5 separate regions of the Homo sapiens genome follow, and regions 1, 3, 4 and 5 are each linked to region 2. A link is a contact called in ENCODE Hi-C or POLR2A ChIA-PET data. All regions are on one chromosome and are shown on one strand. Each heading gives the region's core, a stretch centred on a gene start or an enhancer-like site at or near the end of the contact. The rest is flanking DNA. Distances are from core to core; before and after follow the strand shown. Region 1 overlaps HIPK2 (homeodomain interacting protein kinase 2). Region 2 holds the start of KDM7A (lysine demethylase 7A). Region 3 overlaps TBXAS1 (thromboxane A synthase 1). Region 4 holds the start of ADCK2 (aarF domain containing kinase 2). Region 5 overlaps DENND2A (DENN domain containing 2A).

Evidence for each region. Hi-C counts contacts between places; a loop is a spot of excess contacts on that map. ChIA-PET counts read pairs that join two places held with the same protein, here RNA polymerase II (POLR2A). Pooled maps may share reads with other maps.
Region 1: a pooled map shows a loop between it and region 2 (4-fold over the local background). The contact joins the enhancer-like site here to the promoter of KDM7A in region 2. A Hi-C loop is called at or near these places in 7 of 50 pooled maps. POLR2A ChIA-PET finds 5 or more read pairs at or near these places in 2 of 52 experiments (activated CD4-positive, alpha-beta T cell and activated naive CD4-positive, alpha-beta T cell).
Region 3: a loop to region 2 is called in a map of natural killer cell, with 3 times the contacts of the local background. The contact joins the enhancer-like site here to the promoter of KDM7A in region 2. A Hi-C loop is called at or near these places in 1 of 168 maps with a recorded cell type or tissue (natural killer cell). POLR2A ChIA-PET finds 5 or more read pairs at or near these places in 1 of 52 experiments (activated CD4-positive, alpha-beta T cell).
Region 4: a loop to region 2 is called in a map of B cell, with 24 times the contacts of the local background. The contact joins the promoter of ADCK2 here to the promoter of KDM7A in region 2. A Hi-C loop is called at or near these places in 5 of 168 maps with a recorded cell type or tissue (B cell, CD8-positive, alpha-beta T cell, OCI-LY7 and 2 more), 5 of 37 single-sample maps with no recorded cell type and 15 of 50 pooled maps. POLR2A ChIA-PET finds 5 or more read pairs at or near these places in 1 of 52 experiments (CD4-positive, alpha-beta memory T cell).
Region 5: a loop to region 2 is called in a pooled map, with 2.2 times the contacts of the local background. The contact joins the enhancer-like site here to the promoter of KDM7A in region 2. A Hi-C loop is called at or near these places in 1 of 50 pooled maps. POLR2A ChIA-PET finds 5 or more read pairs at or near these places in 4 of 52 experiments (HEK293, IMR-90, Panc1 and 1 more).

The regions. Positions count from the first base shown.
Region 1 is chr7:139,671,646-139,676,720 of GRCh38, reverse strand. The region is part of intron 2 of HIPK2 (homeodomain interacting protein kinase 2); the gene reads left to right. Among named protein-coding and RNA genes, the nearest start is that of HIPK2, 100 kb to the left of the region's middle. RefSeq lists a silencer at 3,816-3,965. Within about 2 kb of position 3,825, at least 5 of the 41 ENCODE cell types and tissues checked have a DNase peak (open chromatin) inside an H3K27ac peak, as active enhancers do.
Region 2 is chr7:140,173,577-140,178,737 of GRCh38, reverse strand. It overlaps KDM7A (lysine demethylase 7A), which reads left to right and starts at 1,755. Exons shown (of 20, transcript NM_030647.2): 1 at 1,755-1,994. The coding sequence starts at 1,801. KDM7A-DT (KDM7A divergent transcript) reads right to left here and starts at 1,477. Exons shown (of 1, transcript NR_024451.1): 1 at 1-1,477. RefSeq lists silencers at 1,347-1,776, 1,817-1,916, 2,557-2,736, 2,747-3,026 and an enhancer at 1,199-2,122.
Region 3 is chr7:139,872,634-139,878,018 of GRCh38, reverse strand. TBXAS1 (thromboxane A synthase 1) reads right to left here. Exons shown (of 13, transcript NM_001061.7): 3 at 2,382-2,434. Among named protein-coding and RNA genes, the nearest start is that of TBXAS1, 46 kb to the right of the region's middle. Within about 2 kb of position 1,983, at least 6 of the 41 ENCODE cell types and tissues checked have a DNase peak (open chromatin) inside an H3K27ac peak, as active enhancers do.
Region 4 is chr7:140,669,661-140,675,549 of GRCh38, reverse strand. It overlaps ADCK2 (aarF domain containing kinase 2), which reads right to left and starts at 2,605. Exons shown (of 8, transcript NM_052853.4): 1 at 1,287-2,605; 2 at 793-939. The coding sequence starts at 2,219. RefSeq lists a silencer at 2,211-2,670.
Region 5 is chr7:140,513,726-140,519,345 of GRCh38, reverse strand. DENND2A (DENN domain containing 2A) reads left to right here. Exons shown (of 20, transcript NM_015689.5): 20 at 608-926. The coding sequence ends at 639. Among named protein-coding and RNA genes, the nearest start is that of MKRN1, 37 kb to the right of the region's middle. Within about 2 kb of position 1,250, at least 11 of the 41 ENCODE cell types and tissues checked have a DNase peak (open chromatin) inside an H3K27ac peak, as active enhancers do.

The DNA.
Region 1 (5,075 bases), core at 2,576-5,075, 500 kb after region 2:
TGAGCACTTCACCTGCTCTCCAGAGATGCCTACTGAGTGTTTCATTGCAGAAAAGAAGTGCTATGGCATGTTGGAAGAAGGGGGACTCATATCTAGCTTTGGTCTGTTGAACCAAATAAACAGATCTGTTTGTTCTTCCCTACTAGATCTTAGTGCTCACAGAAAAAGGGCTGTCATTCACTTTGTATACCCAGTATCTGGGAGGTGCTTGGCACATGGTGGGTAACCAACAAATATCTGTTAAATGGATCACATTGGGTGAGCACAAAGATGTGATGGAAATCTGTGAGGCGGGCAGAGGAAAGTGTAGGGCTCTTGACTGTCAGTGATGGATGTGAGGATACTTCTGGTAAGGAGACTATTGTGTAGGCTCAGACACCCGCAGGAGGGCAACCAGAAGTTCAGCATGGGTGAGCCCAGGGATTCCCTTGCCAGGGTTAGCAAACTAGGGTCCACAGGCCAACCACATCCATTCATGTACCTGTGGTCTCTGGCAACTCTTGTGCCACGTCAGCAGAGATGAGTAGATGCAGCAGAGAGGAGTTGCGGTGTATAGATAGCCTGGTAAGCCGAAAAGACTTAGTATTTGTTTCTTTATGGAAAGTGTTTGCTGAACTCTGCCATAGAGGCACAGAACAAAAATGAGCGCAGTTACCTTAGGGGGCCCCATTGCAAAGTGACGATGCATACTTGGTTCTCTTTTGATCAGGAGACGACTGACCTGATTGGAGATATGTAAGGTTTAGGAAAGTTGACATGAGAATGATTCAGTGGACTGGAGCTTTTGGGAAAGGGACCAAGTATGAGAAAACCAATTAGGAGTATATTACAGCCATCTGTTCAGGCATCATTGAAGAAAGAGCATCATTTTGAGTCTTATCTAAGCGTTGGGGTTGGCAAGTATTACCTCCTAGGCCAGAAAGCCTTGTCCTTCTCCCAGTCCCAGTTCATGTCACTAGATTGGGGGTCCACCTCACAGCTCCAGAAACCTCAGGTCAACCCCACCCAATCGGTCACATGCTAACTTCCTCTCTGGTGATCTTTGCACAAACATATAACTCACAGCATGGTGTCTGGTTCTTGCTGACATCAACTTTGTAACTGTTTTCAGATTATTTTTTCTTTTCTCCACAGTAACTCTCAGGCTTCTTGAGGTCAGAACCATGCATTCTTGTTTTGCTGCCACCTCCCCACCTGCCTGCCCCTCATGCTGTGTCGAGTCCGCATGTGAGAAATAAGATGAGAGTCACTGGCAGCAAAGTGAGTGCCGACATTTAAATATGGAAGCAAGTCTGGGGCCCCAGACTCCAAGCGCCTAGTACCTGTGGCCTTGCTCACTGTTTTTCATATGCTGTCCTCTGGTCTTGTTTGTAAAGTGACCTGTTGCACAACCTGTCAGTACCCTGAAGGTCAGTGACTGTGTCCACACCTCTTTGTGTTCTCGGTGGTTAGCATAATATTTTTAACATAACGGACTCTTTTTAAATGTTTGGTGATGACACAGTCACTGAGCAGGATGTGCTGTAAGAAGAAAACATACTCTCCCTCATTCTGTGAATTAGTCAGAATATATCAGGTTAATAACGGTAAGAGCAAGCTTCTGTTGGTCTGATGCACCAGCATCTATTGGATCAAGCAATTAAACCCATGTCAGTCATTTTGGTACAATAGAACTAAAATTAGACACAGCATAAATACAATCAAGACGTGAGCACGTTTCCCAGCATTAGCCTTACGATGACAAAGGCAAATGCAGAAGTGTGCGAACTTCCAGGACAGGTCCGGAGATGGCTGTTCCAGAGAAGAGCCAGGGTGGATGGCAGGAAGCGGCAGCTGGGATGGAACCTCCAGTCCATATGTGGCACCTCTTTTACATCTTCATCGTAAGCGCTACCAGGAGTTTGAAATGCAAAAGTTTTAGAAATATAAACCAGGCTTTACTTAGTAATATTCATTAATGACCTAAACCAAGAGAGAATCTCCTACTTAATGAAGTGATTAATTAGCTCTGGGAATTGAAGTCGAAAACAGAAGACTAATTGATTAATAGATTACTGTGTTCATTTTTCTTCCTTTCGTGGAAAGGAGCCAGAATTTGGTCCATGCCAGGTTTGCTGCTTTGGGCTAGCACCATGCTGCCTGGAATCTGTTCTCGCCTTTCCCACGTAGCCTGTCTGCTTCCCATCCTCATGCCTTTCTTCCTGCCCTCTCCACAGGTGGAAGGCCTTCCGTTTAAAACCTTGCTCTTTCAGGCTCAGCACGCATCTCATCCCCAGGATGGATTTGCGCTCTTCTGACACTACCGAGCTCTCCTTTAAGTCACCGTTTTACCTAATCAATACCATACGGCTTAGCATTTAATTTTTCTTATTGCTTTATGTGTGGAATAATGGAAAAGAATTAAAAGATTGAAAAACCAAACACCCACCTCACTCCACATTAGGTGTGTCAAATCTGAGCTGATGAGAGGCCTTCCCCACCACAGCTCTGAGCACCAAATGAGATGATGTAGGGAAGATTCCTTATAAACTAAAAAGTGCCGCACAACATTTAGTTATTGGCACCGTCTTTTTTATATATTAATCTTAACTTCTCTACTATATTTGTAATTAAAATCTCCAGCCAAAAGTCAGCAAATTTTTCTTTTTTTTTTTTTTGAGACAGTCTCACTCTGTCATCCGGGCTGAAGTGCAGTAGGCTCATCTCACTGCAACCTCTGCCTCCTCAGCTCAAACGATTGTTCTGCCTCAGCCTCCCGAGTTGCTGGGACTACAGGCGTAGTCTGCAGTCTGCCTAGCTAATTTTTTTTTTTTTTTTTTTTTTTTTTTTTTTTTTAGTACAGATAGGGTTTCACCATGGTGGCCAGGCTGGTCTTGAACTCCTGACCTCAAGTGATCCACCTGGCTCACCCTCCCAAAGTGCTGGGATTACAGATGTGAGCCACCACGCCCTGTCCAAAGTCAGCAAATTTTTTAACATTCCTTAGGAATGGGCTTTGCTCTGTGCCAATTTTAAAAAGTCAGACTTCTTCAGGTTACCTACCATCACTGTAGGTAGAAGGATAGGGAAGACCCCACATGAAACAGTTAGAGAACTTACATGATAATGGTAAGCACCTGGTGTCAGCCCAGTCTCTACGTCCCTCCTCACAGCTCCCTCAGCCCCTGGGAGTCCTCACACAGATGGCCTATGACAGCCCTCAGCCTCCAGGGGCTTCCCCAACCCACTTAGTGTTACAAAAAGAGGCAGAAGCTGATCAGAGAGGAGGTTGGGGGAATTTGGCCGTATGCTCAGAGGCATTGGTAGCTAAGTGACTTTTTCCCAGACAGGCTGGTCTCCTGTAAGAGAGAGAGAGAACTGACAGATTATGCGAGAGAATGCGGCTCCGCCACCATCAAGGTCAGAAGCCTGCCCCTACTCTCATTATGTGTTGCTAGCCAACACACTCCTTCAGTTTGTTTCCAGCTGATCATCTTTCTGTCTTCTGCATTCCCAGTTCGTAATCTGCACTCTCTTCTCTCTCCACGGGCCCCAGAGCAGATGGGTCACTTCTTTTGGTTTCAAATACAATTTAGTGGCCATCTTCCCTCCCATCTTTTTCATTAAAAAAAAAAAAAAAGTTCTAACCACTGCTTTTCTAATCACCACTGTTCTAGCCACTAGGACTTTCTGTCCTCCACAAATCTATTGCTGTTAAAATATTTGTTTTGATTGTTCCAGGTGGTAAATGTTACCTTATGGGCTTTGTTCCAGCTCGCATTACTTTTTGCAAGGAGGATACTAAGTTCTAAAACATTGAGTCATACCATGACTGAGAATAGTGAAAGTGCAAATTCTTTATTAATACAGAAGTTAAAGATGAGGTAGTCATGTAGAAGACAACCTGCGATGATTAAATAAACTATGATTCTGGTTCAGTGATTCTAATTAATCACCAGAAGTGAATAAAAATGTTACTTGTGGCCAGGCGCGGTGGCTCATGCCTGTAATCCCAGCACTTTGGGAGGCTGAAGCGGGTGGATCACCTGAGGTCAGGAGTTCGAGACCAGCCTGGCCAACATGGCGAAACCCCATCACTACTGAAAATACAAAAAATTAGGCGGGCGTGGTGGCAGCGCCTGTAGCTACTCAGGAGGCTGAGGCAGGAGAATCACCTGAACCCAGGAGGCAGAGGTTGCAGTGAGCCGAGATCGCGCCATTGCACTCCAGCTGGAGCTACAAGAGCGAAACTCCATCTCAAAAAAAAAAGTTACTTGTAATTATTTTTTTTGAAGTCTTCATGTTCTAAGTCAAGACTTAAACTGACCATTTTTTTTACAAATAGTTAATGGTTACTTGGTATGACATATTTAGAACTTACCCAGTAGTTTTTATCATCTTGACTGGTCCTCGCTATGAAAGATATTTTATAATTTCATGCCAACTTACATAAATGTAGCATTTGATTTTCAGGTAACTAAATCACTAGCTAATCAATTCTACTTATCTTCAAGTGTTATGAGGTAGATGTAAATTCCGTGAGGGCAGGGAGTCATCTGTAGGCGAATCATCTGTTTTATTCCCTGCATTATCTTTAGCATCTAAATCAGTGTTCAGCATACACTGTGGTCACTAGATAAATATTGAACAATGAATGAGTAAGCTATAGACATAAACTATAAGAAACTCATAAAAATCTTTTATAAAAATCTAGAATCATATAATGTTAAACTTCAGATGTATCTTTTTAAACCAGAGGTATAAGTAGCAAACAAATGGGAGGAATTAAAAAATTCTTTGCCTTGAATCTGAACTATCACATTCAAGGCTTAGATTTTAGTGATGACCATTTCTCATAAATGCATTAAAGTCACTTCATTAAAACTTGATTCTCAGCCGGGTGCAGTGGCGCACACCTATAATCCCAGCACTTTGGGAGGCCGAGGCAGGCAGATCACCTGAGGTCGTTCGAGACCAGCCTGGCCAACATGGTGAAACCCTGTCTCTACTAAAAATGCAAAAAAATTAGCTGGGGTGGTGGCGTGCGCCTGTAATCCCAGCTACTTGGAAGGATGAGGCAGGAGAATTGCTTGAAC
Region 2 (5,161 bases), core at 506-3,005:
TGATGTGATAGAAAAACGAATAGTTGCAGAATTGAGACACTTAAAAACTTCAGTTACAGCTCTAATATATGAGACTTCAGTCAAGTTACTAGCTTTCCTCAACTATAAAAAGGAGATTAGGCAGGACTTGGTGGCTCACGCCTGTAATCCCAGCACTTTGAGAGGCCGAGGCGGGCGGATCACTTGAGGTCAGGAGTTCAAACAGCCTGGCCAACATGGTGAAACCCCGTCTCTATTAAAAATACAAAATTACCCGGGTGCGGTGGCGTGCGCCTGTAATCCCAGCTACTTGGGAGGCTGAGGCAGGAGGATCCCTCGAACCCGGGAGGTGGAAGTTGCAATGAGCCGAGATCACAGCACTGCACTGCACTCCAGCGCGGGCAACAAGAACGAAACTCCGTTTCAAAGAAAGAAAGGAAAGAAAGGAAAGGAAAGGAAAGGAAAGGGAGGGAGGGAAGGAAGGAAGGAAGGAAGGAAGGAAGGAAGGAAGGAAGGAAGGAAAGAAAGGAAAGAAAGAAAGAAATGGAGAATTAGATCAGCGACTCTTTGCCTGGGGGTGGGTGACAGAACAACACTTCTTCCTCCCCTAACAAAAATTACCTATGGAGCTGTGAGGGCTTTCCCCACTGATAGAAATGCCAGCAGAAATTCAGCTACAAATACTCAATCCAATAATCCTTAACATCACTTCCAATCCACAGTTATGATTCCAACGCAATCTTTTCTATACAGTATTTGTCAGCTGTTTTTATTCTTCAGTTTATCATCTTATATTTGGCTCTCAATTTCACCCATAAATTATTGATGGCTTATTATACGCCAAGTACCCTGCGCTCCGCTTTTTGTGGTATCCCTCTTCGGAGCGAGAAGTCACTTAGAATTTTACCCCATCTTCCCCACTTGGGAATCGGAAGGGTTCATAGCTAAGTTTTGTTATTTATAAGCACGCCGGCTCTTCTCTATCCCTCTCTCCACCAACCCCATTTCAAGGTTGGTCCCTCCCAGCGGACGACAGTGATGAATTCCTCTTGGGGACAGCCCTCCCGCAACTAACGGTGGCTCCATCGACGCTCTGGTCTCCTTGCTGCTCGCTGGGAATTCGGGTGGGACGTTTTCCAAAGTTTGGATTCCACGGCACATTCCTCCCTCGGAAAGGCACAACCGGCTCGGCGTGTCAGCTCAGCTGGACTCACGCCGGTGCGGGGCCGCAGCTCCGGTTCTCGCTGGGCGGCTGCGGAGGGCTGGGCGATTCTCTCAGCGTCGCGAGGCGACCCGGGCAGCAGCAAACTTCTCCGCTTCCCCTCTTCGGGACGCGGCACCTCTTCTGCCCTTGAGCACTCCGCAGGAACTTCCCCCGGCCTCGGCTCTCGCTCCGAAATAACCGAGCCAGCTCCTCGCACGCTCCCGCCGTCCTCCTCCGGCTGCGGCCGCGCGCCCGCCGCCACCGCCACCACCGCGCGTGTCCTCACGGGGCCTCAGCTCCCTCCGCCCCCGCAGCCGCCTGCGTGCCCTTCAACAGCTCCCTCCGCCCGGCCGTCGCGGAGAGGAGCGGGGAGCGCGCGCCGGCGCCAGAGACGTGCGCGAGACGCACGGCCCCGCGCCGAGCGCCGGAAGCAGCCGAGTCTGGGCCTCGCGCGTCGCGCGCGCCTCCTCCCCCTCCGCCAGCCGCCGCGGCCTCGCGCGCGCGCACTGAGGCGCCGCCGCCGCCGCGGCTGCTGCAGGAGGCGGCGCTGGCTGGCGGCTGCGCTCGCTCCAGTCGGCGAGCGGAGTAGCGAGCGAGCGTGTGTGTGTTTTTTAAAGATGGCCGGAGCGGCGGCGGCGGTGGCCGCGGGAGCAGCAGCTGGAGCCGCCGCGGCAGCCGTGTCGGTGGCGGCTCCCGGCCGGGCCTCGGCGCCTCCGCCGCCCCCGCCCGTGTACTGTGTGTGCCGGCAGCCGTACGACGTGAACCGCTTCATGATCGAGTGCGATATCTGCAAGGACTGGTTCCACGGCAGGTAAATAAACCCCCTCCAGCCCCGCAGCCGCCACCGCCGGCCACCGACCAACCGCCGCCGCCGCCGGCCGCCCGCGCCTCCCTCGGGCCGGGCCGCCGCGCCGCGCCCAGCTTTCAGGGGGCCCCGGTGCCTAGCCCCCCGGCCGGGCAGTGGGGCGCGCGGTGCCCCGGGTTCGCCGGGCGGGCTCCAGAGGGGAGCCGGTGGGCTCGCCTGGCCCGGGCGAAGAGTCGCCACAACAAACACGAACAAAGAGGGCCGGCGGATAAGTTGGCAGGGGGAGCCTGGGGCGAGGGGACGCGGCCGGGCGGGCGCGGCGGGGGCGTCGGGCGGAGCGCCGGCCGGGTCCGCAGCCCCTCGCCAGCCCGGGCCGCCGCCGCCCCGCCCCGCCCCGCCGCGCCCGGGGCTCCGGCCGGAGTCGCCGGCCGCCCCGCCGCTCTGCCCGGCCGGCCGACGCGCCTGCCTTCCTTCCGGGCGGCGATGGGGTCGCCCCGGCCCCGCGTCTCCTCCGCGCCGCGGGTCCCTGTCGCGCCCCCTTCCCCGTCTTTATCAAACTTCCTGGGCCAGTGGGACGGGGGCAGCGGCGGGCCGGAGAGGCGACCGCGCCAGCCAGCTCGGCGGGGCTCCGCGGAGTAAACAGAGCAACAGATGAGGCACTCGCTCTCGGGGACTTGAAAGGTGCCGGGGAAGTTGGGGCCGGGCCCCCGGCGGGCGGCAGGTTGACCCGGGTCGCGGTCCTGGGCCCCCGCACACACCCGGGTCGCCGGGACTGGGGCAGATGGAGTGGGTTGCGGCGGCCCGAAGGGAACGCTTCTCCGGACCCCCTGCGTTGCCCTCGCGCCGCGGCTTAAACTTTACAAAGAGTGCAGTTGCCATCGCTCGAAGCTGGCGACACCGGGACCGCCTGCGGCTGTGCCCGGGCGCCGGTGCCGGCGAACTTGAGTCGGCCGGGCGGACGCTGCGGGGCCGGCTGGCGGCGGCGGCGGACGCTGCCCTCTGATTCAGCCGCCGCCGCGCTCCGGGTTTGACGTTTGAGAGCTCGGGCCGCCTCCGCAGCCAGGCCGCCGACTCGTGTGTTTTGTAATCAAAGTGTGAGGCTAATAAAGGGCGGCGCCACAGCCTCTTGACTCCGGCGTGGGAGGGATTCACAGGCATTTAAACAAAGAAACTAGTTGGGGTTGGGCTCCCAAAGTCCTTATTTGGGTGTTGTGGCAAAGCCTGCGGTCACCTTTAGTTGAAGCCGGTTTCCCGGGCCCCGTTTGGTGTTGTCTCTTGGCGAGAGCACGCTCACGAGTAATAGCAGATATGGTGACTGTGATTGTAGGAAGTGTCTTTTGATTGACAGCAGGACATTTAAATACAGCCTCCGCTCCCCCCCTCCCCAATTTTACAGAAACACTACAAGACCAGGCCAGATGTCTTAGTCTCCCTCTACTGGTCCAGGGAGAGAAAACCATGTAAATCACAATGTTCTTTGCAGTGTTTAGTGCTAGGTGTAGTTAAGTTTTACTTAATTTTCAAGTACAGTTTTACTTAATCAGTTTTCAGGCTAGCCGATTCTCACAACAGAAAACAAGACACAGTAAATTATCACTTTAAAAGAAAGGCAGCGTCCTCGTTTCGTATAATCTTTAGCAGTCTTGTATATCCAATTCTATTTCCACATCCTGTTTCCATAACATATTCTACGCAACTAGAATAAAGATTATCCGAACATTTAGGTTCTATATAGAATAAAATCAGAATCCCTGGTGATTATGTAAATGCTTATTTTTTTTCAAAGAACTATTTTTTGAAATTTGAGGCGGTTTAAACTGCATAAAAATTTGTCTCGCCAGGCTTGGTGGCTCACGCCTGTAATCCCAGCACTTTGGGAGGCTGAGGCGGGTGGATCACGAGGTAAAGAGATCGAGACCATCCTGGCTAACATGGTGAAACCCCAACATGGTGAAACCCCGTCTCTACTAAAAATACAAAAATTAGCTGGGCGTGGTGGTGCATGTCTGTAACCCTAGCTACTTGGGAGGCTGAGGCAGGAGAATCTTTTGAACCCGGGAAGCGGAGGTTGCAGTGAGCCGAGATCGCGCCACTGCACTCCAGCCTGGCGACAGAGTGAGACTCCGTCTCAAAAAAAAAGAAAAAAGAAACTTGTCTCATTATGCAATGCGGATTTGATAGGCTACCAAATTTTAGACTAGAATTGTATTTATCTTAATTTAGGTCACTTAACACTATAACCATGAAAAGCCCCAGGTATTTGATGGAGAATTTTGTAATACATGTAAGTATACACTTGTAAATAGGGAAATAGGAAATACAGAGGGCTTACGGGAAGGAGGGAGAGCAAGGCCAAAACAAATATGCCCTCTCTGCTTTGACACATAAATTTGTGTAACTTTATATCTGTGGAAGTGAGTCTAAAATAGGTTTTTTTGAGCCCAGGGTCTTTTTGACCATCAATCCTTGAAACTTATGTGGTTCAGATGTCAAAAGTTAGAAAATTTAGCTATATTGTCCTGCCCTACAAAAGCAGTATCTTTTTATTAAGTTTAATTCTTTTTCTTTTTCTTTTTTTTTTTTTTGGAGACGGAGTCTCGCTCTGTCACCCAGGCTGGAGTGCAGTGGCGCCATCTCTGCTCACTGCAAACTCCGCCTCCCGGGTTCAAGTGATTCTTCTGCCTCAGCCTCCCGAGTAGCTGGGATTACAGGTGCCCGTCACCACGCCTGGCTAATTTTTGTATTTTTAGTAGGAACGGGATTTCACCATGTTGGCTACACTGGTTTCGAACTCTTGACCTCAGGTTATCCGCCCACCTCGGCCTCCCAAAGTGCTGGGATTACAGGTGTGAGCCACCCTGCCCGGCCTAGTAAGTTTAATTCTTAAGTATTGGTAATTTGGACTCTGTATGTTTTTCCCGTGGTATTTACTCTGATGTTTACTGTACCATAAAATGAGTGATCGTTTTTCGGAACACAGCAAAATGTTCCTTTATATTAACTATTAAACAAATATCATTTGCTTCCATGAGAATTGACCCCTAAAGGACTAAGATGTATCTTTACCATGCTTAGATTTCATTGGACCAGAGGTGGTCCATCTGTAGAGGAGCAAGGAGGAGTAGGAGGTTGGATACAGAGAATTGCCATTGCCTGGGTAATTTCTTGTTAAC
Region 3 (5,385 bases), core at 734-3,233, 300 kb after region 2:
ATATCTGTACAAGAAACACTCAAGAAAAGTGGTTCCTAGAATTCAAACTCAGTCAGGACTTTTTCTGATTCTGGTGAAGGCACTGTCATTCTGAGTCAGTGCTGTGTCTCAGAGGCATATGAGACAGTCTCCAAGTCATTGCCAACTCAGCTGCAGAATGAGACTGTTTGAAAGAAAGAGCTGGAATGAGAACCTTTAAAAAGCAATAGACTGGTGAGCCGAGATCGCGCCACTGCACTCCAGCCTGGGCGACAGAGCGAGACTCCGTCTCAAAAAAAAAAAAAAAAAAAGCAATAGACTGGGTGCAGTGGCTCATACTTGTAATCCCAGCACTTTGGGAGGCCAAGATGGGTGGATCACTTGAGGTCAGGAGTTTGAGACTAGCCTGGCTAACATGGCAAAATCCCGTCTCTACTAAGAATACAAAAATTAGCCAGGCATGGTGGCGGGCGCCTGTAATCCCAGCTGCCCAGGAGGCTGAGGCAGGAGCATCGCTTGAGCTCAGGAGGCAGAGGTTGCAGTGAGCTGAGATCATGCCACTGCACTCCAGCCTGGGCGACAGAGCAAGACTCTATTGCAAAACAAACAAACAACAACAACAACAAAAAACAAAAACAAAAAGCAATAGAACCACACAACGGTAAGAGAAATGTAGACAGTTCAATTTCTTGAGCCTTTATCGAGCACCTATCACGCTTAAAGCAAGAAGCTATGCACCAAAAAGCAAAAATGAAAAAGTAAGTGAAGGCCAAGTTGAAAGAGATCTTAGGGAGTGAAGCAGGGTTGCTTGTTATTTAAAGACACGCCTTGCCTCCCCGCTCGTCCATCCGAGGAGTACACCTCCCTGCTCCATCAATGTCAGGCTGGGCCAGGTGTCTTGCTTTGGCCTCAAAGTGGCCACAGTGCCCTCCTGCCCACATCTTGGGTTTAGCCGTGTGACTTGGTTTAACCAATAGGGTATAAGCTGAAATGATTCAGCAGAAATGTATAATGTTCTTGCACCATCAGGCTTGCTCTCTTGAGTCTTTGCCCTTACCATGAGAACCTGCCAGCCGAGCTTACACTTCCAAAGAGGATGAGAGACATGCAGAGCCTTGGTGCCCCACATGAGGTCCTCCCCAGCAGATACACCCAGAAGTCCAGCGGAGCCATCCAGCCAAGTGCAGCTTAGGCCAGCCAACTCCAGCTGACCCTTAGACACATGATAAATCATAAATTGTTGCTTATGTCACTGAGTTTTGGGGTAGTCCATTATGCAGCAATGACTAATACAGAGAGCATCTTAACATCTTAATTTATTACTTTTTCAGGACCACGTAGCAAACCAAAAAGTAGGTAGAAGAACTTGACCAAAACTGTGGGCTTCCTAGGAGGGGCCATTTCCATAAAGAGGACAAGCCAATCCCTTTCAAAAATGGGTATCAGGAGAACAGACATCATGAATACTATGGAGATAGGACCCCCAAATCACTGGAGCCCATTGGAATGTACGTCGGCAACACAGGAGAACTTTAATGCACCTACAAAAGTGATCGCTGACCCAGAGGTCTACGAAAAGCTGCAAAAAAATCGCTCAGTGGCTGAAGAGAAGCTGCGTGAAAACCAACTAAAATGATTAGGACTTCAGTGTGGAAAGACACATGTTGAGAATCAATACAATTCAAGCCTGTTAAATCTTGAATAGAGTAAGTGGTCTGAACGTGGGTTTGCTCACCAGAATCTGGAATTTTAGAAACAAAGGAGCATACAAAGGAGAAATTCAGAAAATAAAGAGAAGGGCTATATTACTTTACACGGCCAAGAACTAGGGTGACCATATGCCCCAGCATATCCGGGATAGTCTTAGGTGATAAGGTTATCCTGGGGTAATTATTAATAGCACTTCCTTTCACTTTCAAAAGGGAACTGGATTGGGTGATAAATTACACGGTCATGTTGCTGGCAGCACACTTTCCCCATGGGCTGAAGGACCCGAGTCTGAGTAAGGTTCAGATATGCTCATGGGGTAAGACCTGCTGTGCACTGTCAAGGCAAGTTGGACAGTTTGTGCTCTGAGGCAAAGAGGCCACCACATCCCGTGGCAACACCCCTCAGCACAGCAACGGGAGATGATGCTGTGCCCAGCCCAGCAAGGCTGCAAAGGCTGGAAAGTGGTACTCTTTCAGGCCAGCAGAGTCCCCCCGTGGGCAACCCCAGGGTCTTCTCTAGAAGCCTTGTCTGTACTGCAGGACTCCCTCTTTGTGGGCCCTTTGAAAAATAGAAACACATACAACATTCCTAATCTTGGCATTTCTTCTATATCAGTTCAACACGTGAAAATCAAAATATCGTACATAATAGAAAATATCGTACATAATAGAAACGTTGAGTTTCCTTCTTACCCACACAGAGGTCCATACAGCTTTCTGAGCTCCATTTGGCTTTCCCAAAAACCCTGAAGGAAACACAGCACTATAGTAAGAATAAGATTAAGCAAAATTCCAATTATTCAAACTTATTCAGTAAACAATTTGGAACAGCAAGAATACAATTACAGAAACAATAAAAAAGAATGGAAGTTATATTGCTTTCAGGTACTTTGAAACATTGGAATAAACAAAAGGCTTTAAAAAAAATTGCCATGTAAAAGTCTTGGACAGGAGAGATCACCAGTTCTTAAACTACTTATGTATACTTGCTGCTAAAATATTCAAAAAGTTTGCTTTCTCAACTATAACATTGCCCTCTGAAATTTGATTTAGCATTATCATATAGCCCTTTTTACTGCCACTATATGTAACTTCTACTGAGTCTATCAAAATTATCACAAATTCTGAATTATCATGATCCATTCGAGTTAAACTTTAATTAAATTCAACATGTTTAAGATATATAAGACAAAATGCTAGACACTTTGTTGTTGTTGTTGTTTTGTTTGTTTTTTCGAGACAGAGTTTTGCTCTGCCACCCAGGCTGGAGTGCAGTGGTGTGATCTCAGCTCGTTGCAACCTCCACCTCCCGGATTCAAGCGATTCTCCTGTCTCAGCCTCCTGAGTAGCTGGGATTACAGGCATGTGCCACCACACCCAGCTAATTTTTGTATTTTTAATAAAGACAGGATTTCACCATGTTGGCCAGGCTGGTCTGGAACTCCTGACCTCAGGTCATCTGCCTGCCTTGGCCTCCCAAAGTGCTGGGATTACAGGTATGAGCCACTGTGCCTGGCTAGACACATTTTATAATGGGAAAGAAGTGTAGCTGGGTTGACGGAGGGGTGGAAAATGCTAGATCCATTGTGTGGTGGGAATGGACTAGACCTGAAAATACTCATGAGTTGGGGTGGGTGTGGGGGGTGGCAAATGGTAGATTTGTGTTGTGAGAATGGAGTATGGGGTGGATACATAAGGGGTGGAATGAAGGTGGAAAGTTGGGGGTTAGGAGTGTGGATGTCCTGCATGGAAACACATGCCTTTCTCATGAAATCTACTGAATTCTGCAGCGTAAGCTTGCCATATATCAAGGAAAGTATATATGAATATAAAAATAGTCAGCGAAATTACTATGTTCTAGAAAGAACTTGGCAGGGCTTGTAGCTGTGAGGATGGCGGGCTGCAAAGGAGCATATGTGGAGGCTCTCCAGAGGCGGGAGCACAGCGTTCTCCTCATGTCGACAGCTACGCCGTTTTCCTCAGAATGTTAATACCAAATTAATTATTCCACGGAATACAACTGATCATTTCCCCCCAGAAATGTGTGAAATGCATTTTCTTTAGCTTTCCGATCTGGTTTGTTGTTCTATCTTGACACTTTAAAATTTCTTCACACTTGTTTCAAGGGGCTAACAGGAAGCCTCATTGAGACTGTTGTTTGTGAGCTTAAAAGTTGTGAACCGCCCACCCCAGAGAGAGAGATGAGAGGAGAAGGTGTTTAAAAATGCTAGGAAGACAGAAACAACAATGACAAATCATGGAAAAGGTGATGGACACAGAAAGGAATGGAAAAGAAATAATTGAGAAGGTGGGGGCAGAAAAGGACAGAAAGAGCAGCTTTCTTTTCTATCTAGTGCCAAGGGCCAGCCTTTCCGGAGGTAGGGATGGGGGAAATTCTAGAGATGTTGAAGGGATATTATCAGGATTGTCCCAAATTTAGTCTTCCTGCCTTTGTTTGGCTTGGTGGTTCTTCCCATGCAGGGTGTTCCGGCTCCTGGCGTTGGGTCTGGAGTCAGTGTCCCCGTGACTTAGCAGAATAAGCCATCTGGCTTCTGAGAAAACCCAATGTGAGAAAAAATAACCGTAGACCATAAAGTCCTGACCTATATCTACAAATGTCTGTTGGCCATTTCCACTGGCATGTCACTCTGGCAAATCCCAAGCAACATACTTAAAATAAAACTTGTCTTCTCCCTGAACCACTCCCCCACCCAACGTTTTATTTCTGTCAACCCATAGCCATTCTCCCTGTTCCCCTGGCTCAAAGCTTAGGCTTATGTTTGACTCACTTTGCCTTGAATTCTCTACACTAATTTGTCACAAGAGTTCTTCATTTTGCTCCCAATTATCCATCTCTATTCACTCTCATCACCGACCAGACCGAGCCATCGTGGCTTCACCCCTGGACTTCAGCAACAGTTGGGTTCTACAGCTCTAACCTATGTTCTTCTCCCTTGCAGAGTGTTGTCCATTTCAATGTCCCTGTCCTCAAAAATGTTAACACACAAATAGTTCTTCACGTGCCTTCCTACCCTGTAAGCATCTAGTGCCCCTTTCTCTCACCCAACTGCATTGCCCAGTGCACCTTAGCATTTGGCCTCTAGTCAGTCCAGGCTGCTGGTCAACCTGTGCTGTCATTCTCACGTTGGTACACTCACATAAATAGTGCCACCCACCTGGTGTGTGTACCCTCGTCTCTATGTCCACAGGCCCTGAAGGACCTCCTTCTTCAGGAAGTTCCTTAGGATGATTTTAGCCCTGACAGATCACCCTCTCCTCTGACAGAAGATTACAGCTACCGTCTATACCACCCTATTTAGTGCTAGGGTGTATCTCATCTGGTGTTGCATGCCATCATTTGACAGTGCACTTGAGGGCACAAGTAACCTCTTCTTCTACACTCTAGGGTCTGACGTATTTAGACATACAATATATGGGGTTTGGGGGAAATGGGTGAGTGAATGGATGACAGGACTCAATACATATTGATAGTGATAAGAGATGGATTCTTGCCATCACATAACAATTCATATAAGTAGAGGAGGGCTCATGGCATCACAGAACACCTTTACTGCTCAAGGTGTGGGGACCTGGACAAGACCAATGTTTCATGCAGAAAGCCTGTCCTGGGCTCAGCATATTTTACTTTATTTTATTTCATTTTATTTTATTTTTTGAGACAGATTTTTGCTCTTGT
Region 4 (5,889 bases), core at 1,356-3,855, 500 kb before region 2:
CTGCCTCCAATCCACACTGACCCCAGATGACACATGTTGAAGGAGGCAGTGCCAAACTTGGGAAGAAATTGAGTCCCCTGAAACTAGGGAGTAGAGCTCCCTCTCTTGACCGTACGGTGGCTTAGTTCTGTCATCTCAGCACTTTGGAAGGCCGAGGAGGGAGAATGGCTTGAGCCCAGGAGTTCAAAATCAGCCTGGACAACAATGGCAAGACCCTGTCTCTGTTTTTAAAATAATAAAATAAAGAGCTCCCTTTCTCTGCCTCAGTTCACCTGCATAGAACTTTGTTTTTTGTTTTTATTTTTCTTTTGAGATGGAGTCTCACTCTGTCGCCAGGCTGGAGTGCAGTGGCATGATGTCATCTCACTGCAACCTCCATCTTGGGTTCAAGCAATTCTCATGCCTCAGCTTCCTGAGTAGCTGGGATTACAGGCATGCAGCACCACGCCCAGCTAATTTTTGTATTTTCAGTAGAGACAGGGTTACACCATGTTGGCCAGGCTGATCTCGAACTCCTGGCCTCAAGTGATCCACCTGCCTGAGCCTCCCAAAGTCCTAGGATTACACACATGAGCCACCACGCCCGGCCAGAACTTTGATATAAGCAAAAAATTAATTTGTTGCATTAAGCCACTGAGATTTGGATGTTCTTTATCAGCTAGTGTTACCAGCTCTAACACATCACATGAGTTATGACATACCAGAAAATTATTCATTCAACATTTACTAAGTAGCAGCTAATGGCAAGAACTATGTTAGGTGCTATTTACAGCTGAGGGGAGGAGAACTCACCTGTTGGACCATCAGCTTCTCAAATTCCTCCACAATCTCAGGCAAGCTAAGCCACTTGATGCCTGGCAAAACTCCCAGGACTCGGCTGCCAATCTTCATCAGCAGCAGGTCCATATGCACCTGAGCGAGCAGGCCAGGGTGCAACACCTGTCAGAAAGAGGAACCGTGAGACAGGAGAAACCTGCTGGACACATTTTACCCAGCCAGGGCTGGGTCCCACCATCCAAGCAAGAGCCAGGTGGCTTCTTATCAAAGAAAAGAGGATGTGGTCCCGACACCCAAGCAGTTAGTTCACTCCAGACTCAGTTCATTTTCCTCTATCAGACTATTCACACCGCCACTTCAAGCCAATAAATGAAACAGCTTGCATGAAATAAGCACTCAGATATTGGTCAGGCAAATAGAAATAAACGTGGGGGCGATTTGCATGGCGGTTGTTTCTGATCTGGGATAGCTCAGTGGGTAGGTGAGCTGTGAGCTCTCACAACACTTACTTTCACTGCCACGGAGATGAGGTTGGTGGCCTCAGGTTGGTGGCCAGGGACCTGAGCCCGAGACACCCCTGCATTTGATCCAACCAGGTCAGCTTTAGGGAGGAGCAGCCTTTCTAGAAACGACTGGTCTGCGAGATTTTCTGGAGGTTTCCGGCCATTTCCAAGGTATCCAAAGAGCTCTCTCAGCCCACCGACTGCCCCAGTATGTGAGAAGGGCGGCAGACAGGAGGCCCTGCCAAGTCTCTGGACGCTGTCAGTCTCCAGGAAGGCAGTGTTGGCGTATGCTTTGTACACCTGGGCCACGCAGCCTGAGCCCACAGGTTCCCGGTTCTCAAAAGAGAGGATGCTCCCCCAGTCATCCCCAAAAGCCTGCCGAAGGAAGCGCTCAGTGTGAGTCCACGGGTGGGGCGTCACTCGGACATGCAGCTTGGAAAATTGGGCACAGAAAGCCTCCGAAAACAGATCGCGCCGGGTGCTGGCCCACTGGCCCAGTTTGATGTAGGTTGGGCCTGAGGTCTCGGTGGCTTTCAGAAGCAGGTGGAGCCAGAGGGTGGAGACGCTGGGAGCCAGGTAGGTGAGGGGGTAGAGGAGTAGGAGGGGGAAGAATTTCACCAACAGAGCGCCGGCGCGAAGCCAGAGGCGGAGATGCAGGAAGACGCCGCCCAGAGGTCCCGCTCGGGGGAGGCTCTCCGCGGGCCCCGCGCCAGCCGCCCCGCTGCAGCGGACCCTTCGCCGACTCAGAACGTCAGGGGCCCCCTCACCCACGTCCCCGCACAGGGAGACGACCTTGGGCAAAGTGCCCAGCAGAAGCCAGCAGAGCCTGGCATCGCGAGGGCACTCGGAGGGCCTCAGGAGGCTGAGTCCCTGTCTGAGCTCGAAGCACCTCAGGTGCGACAGGCAAACCCTGACGGAGACGCGCCAGGGCGCCACCATCCTCCCGAGGCCCGCGGCCCAGGCGGCCCGCCCTCCACTTCAGAGGCGCCCGCTCAGGCGAGGCTGCGGTGAAGCCGAAGCCCGGCCCTGACCCCGCGGACGGAGCTGCCCATCTGGGCCGGATCCGCGCCCCGCTCCCTCCAGCACCTCGCCGGGCCTCAGGCCGGAGGCCCGCGCCCCGCCCGACACCCGCCGCGCCGCGCCGCGCCGCGCGGAAGGGGCTGTCAGACGGCACCAACTGCGGAACGGGAGGAGCCAGGACCCACGCGAAGCCAGGCCCCGGGCGCCCGCGACCTGAGCGAGGGGGCCGCGCGGGCGGAGGCAGGGGCCGGGCAGCCGCAGGGTCACCGTGCGCCCAGGGGCCAGTATGAGATCGCTGGGGTGGCGGGCACCAGCCCAGGGCGCGGGCGCAGGCGGGGGCCGGGAGGGCGGGGCGGAGCGTGGAGGGCGGGCGGAGCGTCGGGGGCGGAGCGTCGGGGGCGGGCGGGAGTGCAGGTGCAGGGAACCGAGGCACCGAGGGCTGTGGTGGAGCGGAGGGGCGCGGGAGATGGATGGGACGGGTTCGGCCACTAGGTTGAAACCGCCATTGCAAAATTATAACAGATAATGAAAGAGATCTGACCTAACCAACTCCATCTTGCTTCTAACCTCCAAGCTGTCCTTGTTCATTCCTGGGCGTTGGCTGAACTAACTTTGGGAGGAACTTAGTTTATACTTTATAGTTTAAAACAAAGATGATAACAGCCCTTTCTGAAAACAAACCTCCTTCTTGCCTGGGGAATAGACTGTCTTTGTAGGACTAACAAATTAACCAAAAGATTAGAAAGTATGATTTAGGAGTCAGGCAGCAAGGCTACAGTATTCTGACCCTCCCTAAACTGCTAATAAGATCAGTGCTCAAGATATTTTGCAGACCCTGCACTTGATGGATCAACTGACACCTACCAGATCGATAAACCAGGTCATCTGATCTTAGGCCCCCACTCCGGAACTAACTCAGCACAAGAGGACAGCTTCAGTTCCCTAAGATTTCACCTCCGACCCAACCAATCAGCACTCTCGACTCACTGGCCTTCCCCCACCCACCAAGTTGTCCTTAAAAACTCTGCCCAGTGTCCCGCGCAGCCTGATCTGTGTGAATTACTCCTTCTCTATTGCAATGCCCCTGTCTTGATAAATCGGCTCTGTCTAGGCAGCAGGCAAGGTGAACCCGCTGGGCTGTTACAGGGTGGCCGGTGGGGGCAGAGGGCTGGGTGCTGGGCGGTGAGGGTCGGAGGGAGCAGAGGGTCGGTGGCAGAGGCCCGGGCAGCCAGGGTCCCTTGACCCGCCCCTTAAAGAGGACGGCGACCCCAGGCCAAGACCACCCTGCCCTTGAGTCCTGGGTCCTGGGTAGCAAAACGCAAAGGCACCCTCTATGTCCCCCTCCCCATGTCTATCTTCCCACTGACTTCTTCGTATCTTTCATTATTCCAAAGAGCATGGCTGAAAAGTATGAAGGCAGGTTCTGAACACAGGTCCGCTTTTCAGCGGGGGTTGGGTAGGGGGGTGGTGTTGGATGGGGGTAACTGGGCTGCAGGAGTAGGAACTGGATGCTGTGTCCTCGGCTGCATTAATTCGGCAATTGTGTTGGACCTTGGGGAAAGGCTCCGGAAAGGCCATATTCATTCATTCAATAATACTCACTGAGCCCAATAAATATTTCTTGAGCCCAATCTCATATTTGTCGAGGCTCAATAATATGTACTGATCAAGCTAGGTCATGTGCTGGACCCTGGGAAAGCGGACACAAATATCCTGCCCTTACTGGCTGAATACGTAATGAGGGGGACCCAACATGGGAACATATAAATGTGCAATTTCAATTTTTTTTAAAAAAACACCCATGATAAGAAATCAAAATGTGCAGTTTCAAAGTGTGGCAAAGCCATGCAAGAAATGACCGGGCACGGTGGCTCACACCTGTAATCCCAGCACTTTGGGAGGCCGAGGCGGGGGGATCACTTGAGGTCAGGCATTCGAGACCAGCCTGGCCAATGTGGTAAAATCCCATCTCTACTAAAAATACAAAAATTAGCTGGGTGTGATGGTGCATGCCTGTAGTCCCAGATTATTCAGGAGGCTGAGGCAGGAGAATGGCTTGAACCCAGGAGGCAGAGGTTGCAGTGAGCCAGGATGGCACCACTGCACTCCAGCCTGGGCGACAGAGGGAGACTCTGTCAAAAAAAAAAAAAAAAAAAAGCCATGAAAAAAAAAAGATTACCAGAGGCACACATAGCATGCAACTACCCTGGAGAGGAAGGGAAGGCCAGAGAAAGCCTTAGAGGAGGGGGCCAAATAAAGCCCTAAACATAGGAAGGAGTTTGGTATGAGGTTTGGCAGGTGGGGATGTTGTATAACCTCGAAGAACCAAAGGGAAGTCAGGTGGCCCTGTGACCAAGGGGAGAGGGGTGGAGCTTGGAAATCAGCCCACAGAGCCATTGAAGGGTCCCATGGTACTGCTTCTACAACCATCTTCTCTGTCCTTTGAGATTTTTGCAGCTGCCTGCCTTGAGGGACCACAGTCACCTCTACATATAGACAGGCTTTATCCCCAAGTGAGAGGCTTCCACAGAAATCTGCCCAAGGGTGGGTCTGTGGGCATCATAAGTGGAAGGGGCGCTAAGGAAAGAGAAGCAAGAACAGGCCTATGCACCCGGTTCCCACTGCTGGAAGTGTGACAGCCATCCCTTAAGGAGGTTCCCAAACTGTGGGACCTAGGCTACAGACAGGAATGCGGGGGAGGGTGACCAGTGGCTCCTCTTGCCTTGATAACTAACAATCCACTCCCCAGAAGTCAAACCTACCACCACTAGCTTGCAATAGCACCAGCCATTAATTGCCCCCTTCCCTAACTTCCTCCTGATTTATTTACCCACTCAATCTAGGAGGAAAAAAAAAAAGATGTATAGAATATTCTTGTGTGTCTCTGATTCATCAAAGGGCTAATTGAGGACTTAATTTGAAACCAGGGGCCCTAGGTTCTAGCCCCCTAATTAGGAGGTAACAATATGATTCTAGTACCGCTCTCTTCAAAGCACAAAAACAACAACAACAACAACAACAAAACAATATGATTCCAGGTACGTCTTTCTGGACCTTTGTTTCTCCTTAAGCAAAATGCTGGGGGGGAATTTAATGAAAGCTATCCAAATTCAACTAAAAGCTCTAGGCTGGGCTCAGCGGCTCAGGCTGGGCGAGGTGGCTCAGGGGCTGGGCGAGGTGGCTCAGGGGCTGGGCGTGGTGGCTTAGGCTTGGCCCAGTGGCTCATGTGTAATCCCAGCACTTTGGGAGGCTGAGGCGGGCGGATCACCTGAGGTCAGGAGTTCGGGACCAGCCTGACCAACATGGAGAAACCCTGTCTCTACTAAAAATACAAAATTAGCCGGGCGTGGTGATGTATTCCTGTAATCCCAGCTACTCAGGAGGCTGAGGCAGGAGAATTGCTTGAACCCAGGAGGCAGAAGTTACAGTGAGCTGAGATCACGCCATTGCACTCCAGCCTGGGTAACAAGAGTGAAACTCCATCTCAAAAAAAAAAAAGTCCTCCAGATGTGCATTTATGATTCTGGGAATTAGCATATCTAACAGTAGTTAAGAATGGCAAATTATGGAGCTAAATAGGTCTGGCCTC
Region 5 (5,620 bases), core at 1-2,500, 340 kb before region 2:
AGGGAGCATGGCGGGAACCAGACAAGGACGTCTGGCAAGAAAGACTCGCACTGGTGTCCAAATTCCTCTGGAAAGTAGAAACGTGACACTTACAAGGACTGTAGTTTAATCAGTGAAAAGGCCCTTAAAGGGAAAGGGAGAATGAAGACAGCCAAAAAAGAGGACGGAGGCCCCAGTAGGGAGGTGTCTGCAGCAGTGAGGCCCTCCCAGAGGGCCTGTGAAGGGCGCCATATCTGTGCCTCCTGCAGGACGGAGGGCTACCTGGAAGCAGAGTGTTTTAAATACACACAGCATTGCTGGGCACTTTCTCCTCCCCTGGCTCCTGAGGGATGTGTTAATTCGGTGCTTCCTTTATTACCACAGAAGCAGCCAGCCCTCCTAGACAGCTCTGATGGTCTTCCTTTCAAACCCCCTCAAGTCTGAGGAAGACCCCACGGGGATCTCTGGAAAGAACAAAGCCCCTTTGGCTTCTCCAGAGCAAGGGATGAGGCTCCCTGGGGTGGCGTGGGGGCCCCGTTACCCGCACCACTTCTGGGTGGAAAGGGCAAGATTTATCTCACCCTCCTTTGTCTGCCTTGTGAAATGTTCTCATTTTCCTTTTTTTTAGGCAATAAAATGAAATTTCTCCACAAGAAATAACTCTCAGCCTCAAGGGAAAACTTCCTCCTAGTGCAGCCCTATGCTTTAAAAACAGTTCCTGGTGGCCTTTCTGAAAGGCTGGGTCCCAGGTTGTCACGGTGCGGAACTGGAGGCCGCGGTGGCTTCTGGCCGAGGCTGGGCTCTTCCCTGGATGAGGACCTGGGAGCCGCCTGGGAGGACAGCCCCAGAAAGGGAGCCCGAGACCAGGCGTGTCGCCGACATGCAAATGGGTTGTTTTGGTGGTTGGGTTTTTTTTTTTATCTTAGATATTAAAAGTAAGAAAAATGTGTGGGTTTTCTGTTTATTATGCCAAGGCCAAGAGGAGCCTGTCCTGCCCTACACGTTCCCCTCGTTCGTCCCATCCGGCCGCTCAGCAATGGAGCTAAGAGGAGTGGTGATGGGCAACAGAAATGAGGTGCTCCTCGGAGCGGGACTGACGACACATGAGGACTGTGAGGGGAGGAGGCGGAGCCGGTGCCTCGGGTTCAGGGAGTGAGGCCTCCTAGTGAAAGGCTGGGCCCTTGCCCTAGAGTGGAGGCTAGGGAGGAACGGGAGCTGTAGACGGATGTGGCTTCCCAGACACGCTGCTCTTCCAGAAGGGACAGTGATGCCACCTGGTGGCCGAGGCCATGGACGTCTCTCTTCCCAAATGGACCTGACTCTTCTTGACTGCCTTGTTCTCTTAGAAGAAGCCATGGAACTGTCCACTGCCTGAGTAGTCCCTGGCTTTTAGAGGCACACACACAAAAAGAGGTCAGTAAACTGTTCTAGGGGTCTTCAAGTTTACGACACTGCTCACGGCCCACCTTCCAACACATAGCCACAACTTTGACCCCGTTCCCATCTCATTCCAGGGGCCCAGAGCAGCATTAATGCAATAGTGGATGTGCACTGCCTGTACACGGTGGGGGGCGGGGGGACCTTTTGCGGCTGATGGTAACAAGATGGAGGGTGAGAACGCTGGGGCGGCGTCATGAGCCGTGTGCAGCCAGAGAGGCAGCTTGCGTTTTCTGGACCAGAAGCAGGGAGGGTGTGGAGAAGGCCAAAAACCTCAGGGCGACCTAAGAGCTGTCCTGCAGCGGGGACAGTGGGGACAGCAGGGACAGCGGGGAGGCAGGAAAAGCCCCGAACACAGCTGAGGCAGGTTCTCAGAGCAAGCCTCAGGGCCACTACCAGGTGACCCCTGCCCTCAGCTCTCACCAGCGACCCTCACAGAAACACAAAAGGGAGGGGCGCCGACCTCAACAATGGCCCAGAGGGGCCATACTGCCTGGCAGGGGTTCTCAACCTTTAGGGAGCGGGAGCAAGGGGCCTTCCGAGGATAAATAGAAATGAGGAAAATGAGGGGAGGTGACCTCTCATCCTTCCTCTTAGCTGGAGTTATGGACCCCCTCGCCCCTCCAAGTTCTACCCAGGCTTTGGTGTGTCCATTACTTTTTCAGAGGTGAAGATCCACAGTTTACATCAAATTCTCAAAGATGCTCCCAGAATGGTAGAAACCAGGCTGTGCATAAAAATTAACCTGCCTGGCCGGGCGCAATGGCTCATGCCTATAATCCCAGCACTTTGAGAGGCCAAGGCAGGCAGGTGGATCACCTGAGGTCAGGAGTTCAAGATCAGCCTGGCCAACATGGCAAAACCCCATCTGTACTAAAAATACAAGAAAAACTTAGCCGGGCATCGTGGTGCGTGCCTGTAATCCCAACTACCTGGAAGGCTGAGGCAGAAGAATCGCTTGAACTGGGGAGGAGAAGGTTGCAGTGAGCCGAGATCATGCCACTGCACTCCAGCCTGGACAACAGAGCAAGACTCCTTCTCAAAAAAACTCTGGCTGGGTGTGTGTGGGTGGGGACTAGGGGGATGCCTGAATGAGAATCCCTGAATCCTTGAGTGTGGGGGTTCAGGAATATGTATCTAACAAGCTCCTTGGATTAGTCAAGTTTGTGTGTGGGCTCAGGAATATATGTATCTAGCAAGCTCCTCAGACTAGTCAACTTTCTTAATAGTCTGCATATTTGTATATTGCCCAGAAAGGGACACTTTTTGGAATATACTTTCTTTTTTTAACTTATTTCGCATTATATTGTTTACTTAATAACTCCAAGCAAATAAATGTACATCTTTATCAACATTCCCAATGACTGCATAATATTCCATTCTGTGGGGATACTAAAAGCTATTAGTTCATCAGCCTTTGGCTCTTTATACATGCAGGACGTTTCCAGTTTTTAACATCATAACATCGAAAACAGCATCTTTGTACAAGTATCTTAGCACACTTGCCCCATCTTAATTTTCATTTTTGCTTAAAGTAAAATATACATACTTTTTTTTAAATTTATTTACTTTTTTTTTTTTTGAGATGGAGTCTCGCTCTGTCCCCCAGGCTGGAGTGCAGCGGCACGATCTTGGCTCACTGCAACCTCCACCTCCCGAGTTCAAGCGATTCTCCCCCTTCAGCCTCCTGAGTAGCTGGGATTACAGGCGGGCGCCACCACACCTGGCTAATTTTTGTATTTTTAGCAGAGACGGTGTTTCACCATGTTGACCAGGCTGGTCTCAAACTCCTGACCTCAGGTGATCCGCCCGCCTTGGCTCCCAAAGTGCTGGGATTACAGGTGTGAGCCACCACGCCCTGCCAAAATATACATACTTTAAAAATACACATACAGATATTAGTGTACAGCCTAACAAACGTTCACAAATGACCATGTGAAAGTTGCCAGAATCAAAATGGAGCCACACAGACACACAAAATACTTGTGTGAGGACATCTGCCCAGCAACTGCCTGTCCAGCCTCAGACTGGCGCCAGCCTTGTTATGGATCCTTGTAGCCAAGGATAATGATCTCAAAACAATGTGATCCTCCCTACTTTTCCTTTAAAAACCCTGTCTTCCTTTACCTCCTTGAATATGCAGCACATAGTTTTTACTATGTCCTGTGTATTACCATTGCAATGGCTATTCTCAAATAAACATGGTTTTCTTTTAGGAAAAAAAAAGAAGGTGGGCACAGAGGTCCATGCTTATAATCCTAACACTTTGGGAGGCTGAGGTGGGAGGATCACTTAAGACCAGGAGTTCAAGACCAGCCTGGGCAACATAGTGGGTCCGCCCATCTCTACAGAAAATTTTAAAATTAGCCTGGCGTGGTGGCGCACTCCTGTAGTCCCAGCTACTCAGGAGGCTGAGGCAGGAGAATTGCTTGAACCCGGGAAGCAGAGGTTGCAGTGAACCGAGATTGCACCACTGCACTCCAACCTGAGTGACAGAGCAACCTGAGTGACTTTCAAAACAAAACAAAACATCACGCCTGTAATCCCAGCATTCTGGGAGGCTGAGGTGGGTGGATCACTTAAGGTCAGGAGCTCGAGACCAGCATGGCCAACATGGCAAACCCCCATCTCTACTAAAAATACAAAAATTAGCCAGGTGTGGTGGCGGGCACCTGTAATCTCAGCCACTCAGGAGGCTGACGTGGGAGGATCACTTGAACTCAGGAGGCAGAGGTTGCAATGAGCTGAGATCACGCCAGTGCACTCCAGCCCGGGCAACAGAGTGAGACACTGTCTCAAAAAAAAAAAAAAAAAAAGGAATATCAATGAAACGAGTGACAGCATCCAGGGCCACAGGGGTCACACCCTCAGGCATATCAAAGCTGGTAAATAGAATTTTTTTTTTTTTTTTTTGGTAGAGATGGGATCTCACTATGTTGCCAGGGCTGTTCTTTTTTTTTTTTTTTTTTTTGAGACAGAGTCTCAGTCTGTCGCCCAGGCTAGAGTGCAGTGGCGCTATCTCGGCTCACTGCAACCTCTGCCTCCCGGGTTCAAGCGATTCTCCTGCCTCAGCCTCCCGAGTAGCCAGGATTACAGGCGCCTGCCACCATGCCCAGCTAATTTTATTTTTAGTAGAGACAGGGTTTCACCATCTTGGCCAGGCTGGTCTTGAGCTCCTGACCTCGTGATCCACCCACCTCAGCCTTCAAAGTGCTGGGATTACAGGCGTAAGCCACCAACCACCAGGGCTGTTCTTGAACTCCTAGGTTCAAAAAATCCTCCTGCCTCAGCCTCCCAAAGTGTTGAGATTAAAGGCATGAGCCACCACGCCTGACCTGGTCTTTTTTCTTTTAAGTCCCATTGCTCTGGATACCTTGCATAGGCTTGAAAAGCAAATCCAAAGCGGTACACGGCAGGCCCCAAAGACCCTGAGGAGCCAAGCAAGCTGTGGGAGTGGGCTTTGGGAAGGACAAGATGAGTGGAAGCCGGAGACCTGTGCAAAGGTTCATAAGAAAAGCAAAAGTTACACATGCGGCCAACAAGCATATGAGAAAAAGTTCAGTATCACTGAACATTACAGAAACACACATCAAAACCACAATGAGATACCATCTCGCACCTCTCAGAATAGCTATTATTAAAAAGTCGGCCAATCATGATGGCTCATGCCTGTAATCCCAGAACTTTCGGAGGCCATGCATGGCAGGTGGAATACTTGAGGCCAGGAGCTCAACACCAGCCTGGGCAGAGGAGCGAGACCTCATCTCAATTGAAAAAAAAAAAAAAAAAGTCAAAAAATAACAGATGCTGGAGAGATTGCGGAGAAAAACGCTTAAACCAAGCTTATCCAACCCACAGCCCATGGGCCACATGCAACCCAGGACGGCTTTGAATGTGGCCCAACACAAATTCCTAAACTTTCTTCAAACATTTTGAGGGCTGGGTGTGGTGGCTCACACCTGTAATCCCAGCACTTTGGGAGGCCAAGGAAGGTGGATCACTTGAGGTCAGAAGTTAGAGACCAGCCTGGCCTGGCCAACATGATGAAACCCATGTCTACTAAAACTGAAAAAATAAATACAAAAATTAGCCAGGGGTGGTGACGCACACCTGCATTCCCAGCTACTCGGGAGGCTGAGGCACAAGAATCACTTGAACCCAGGAGGCTGAGATTGTGGTGGGTTGAGATTGTGCCATTACACTC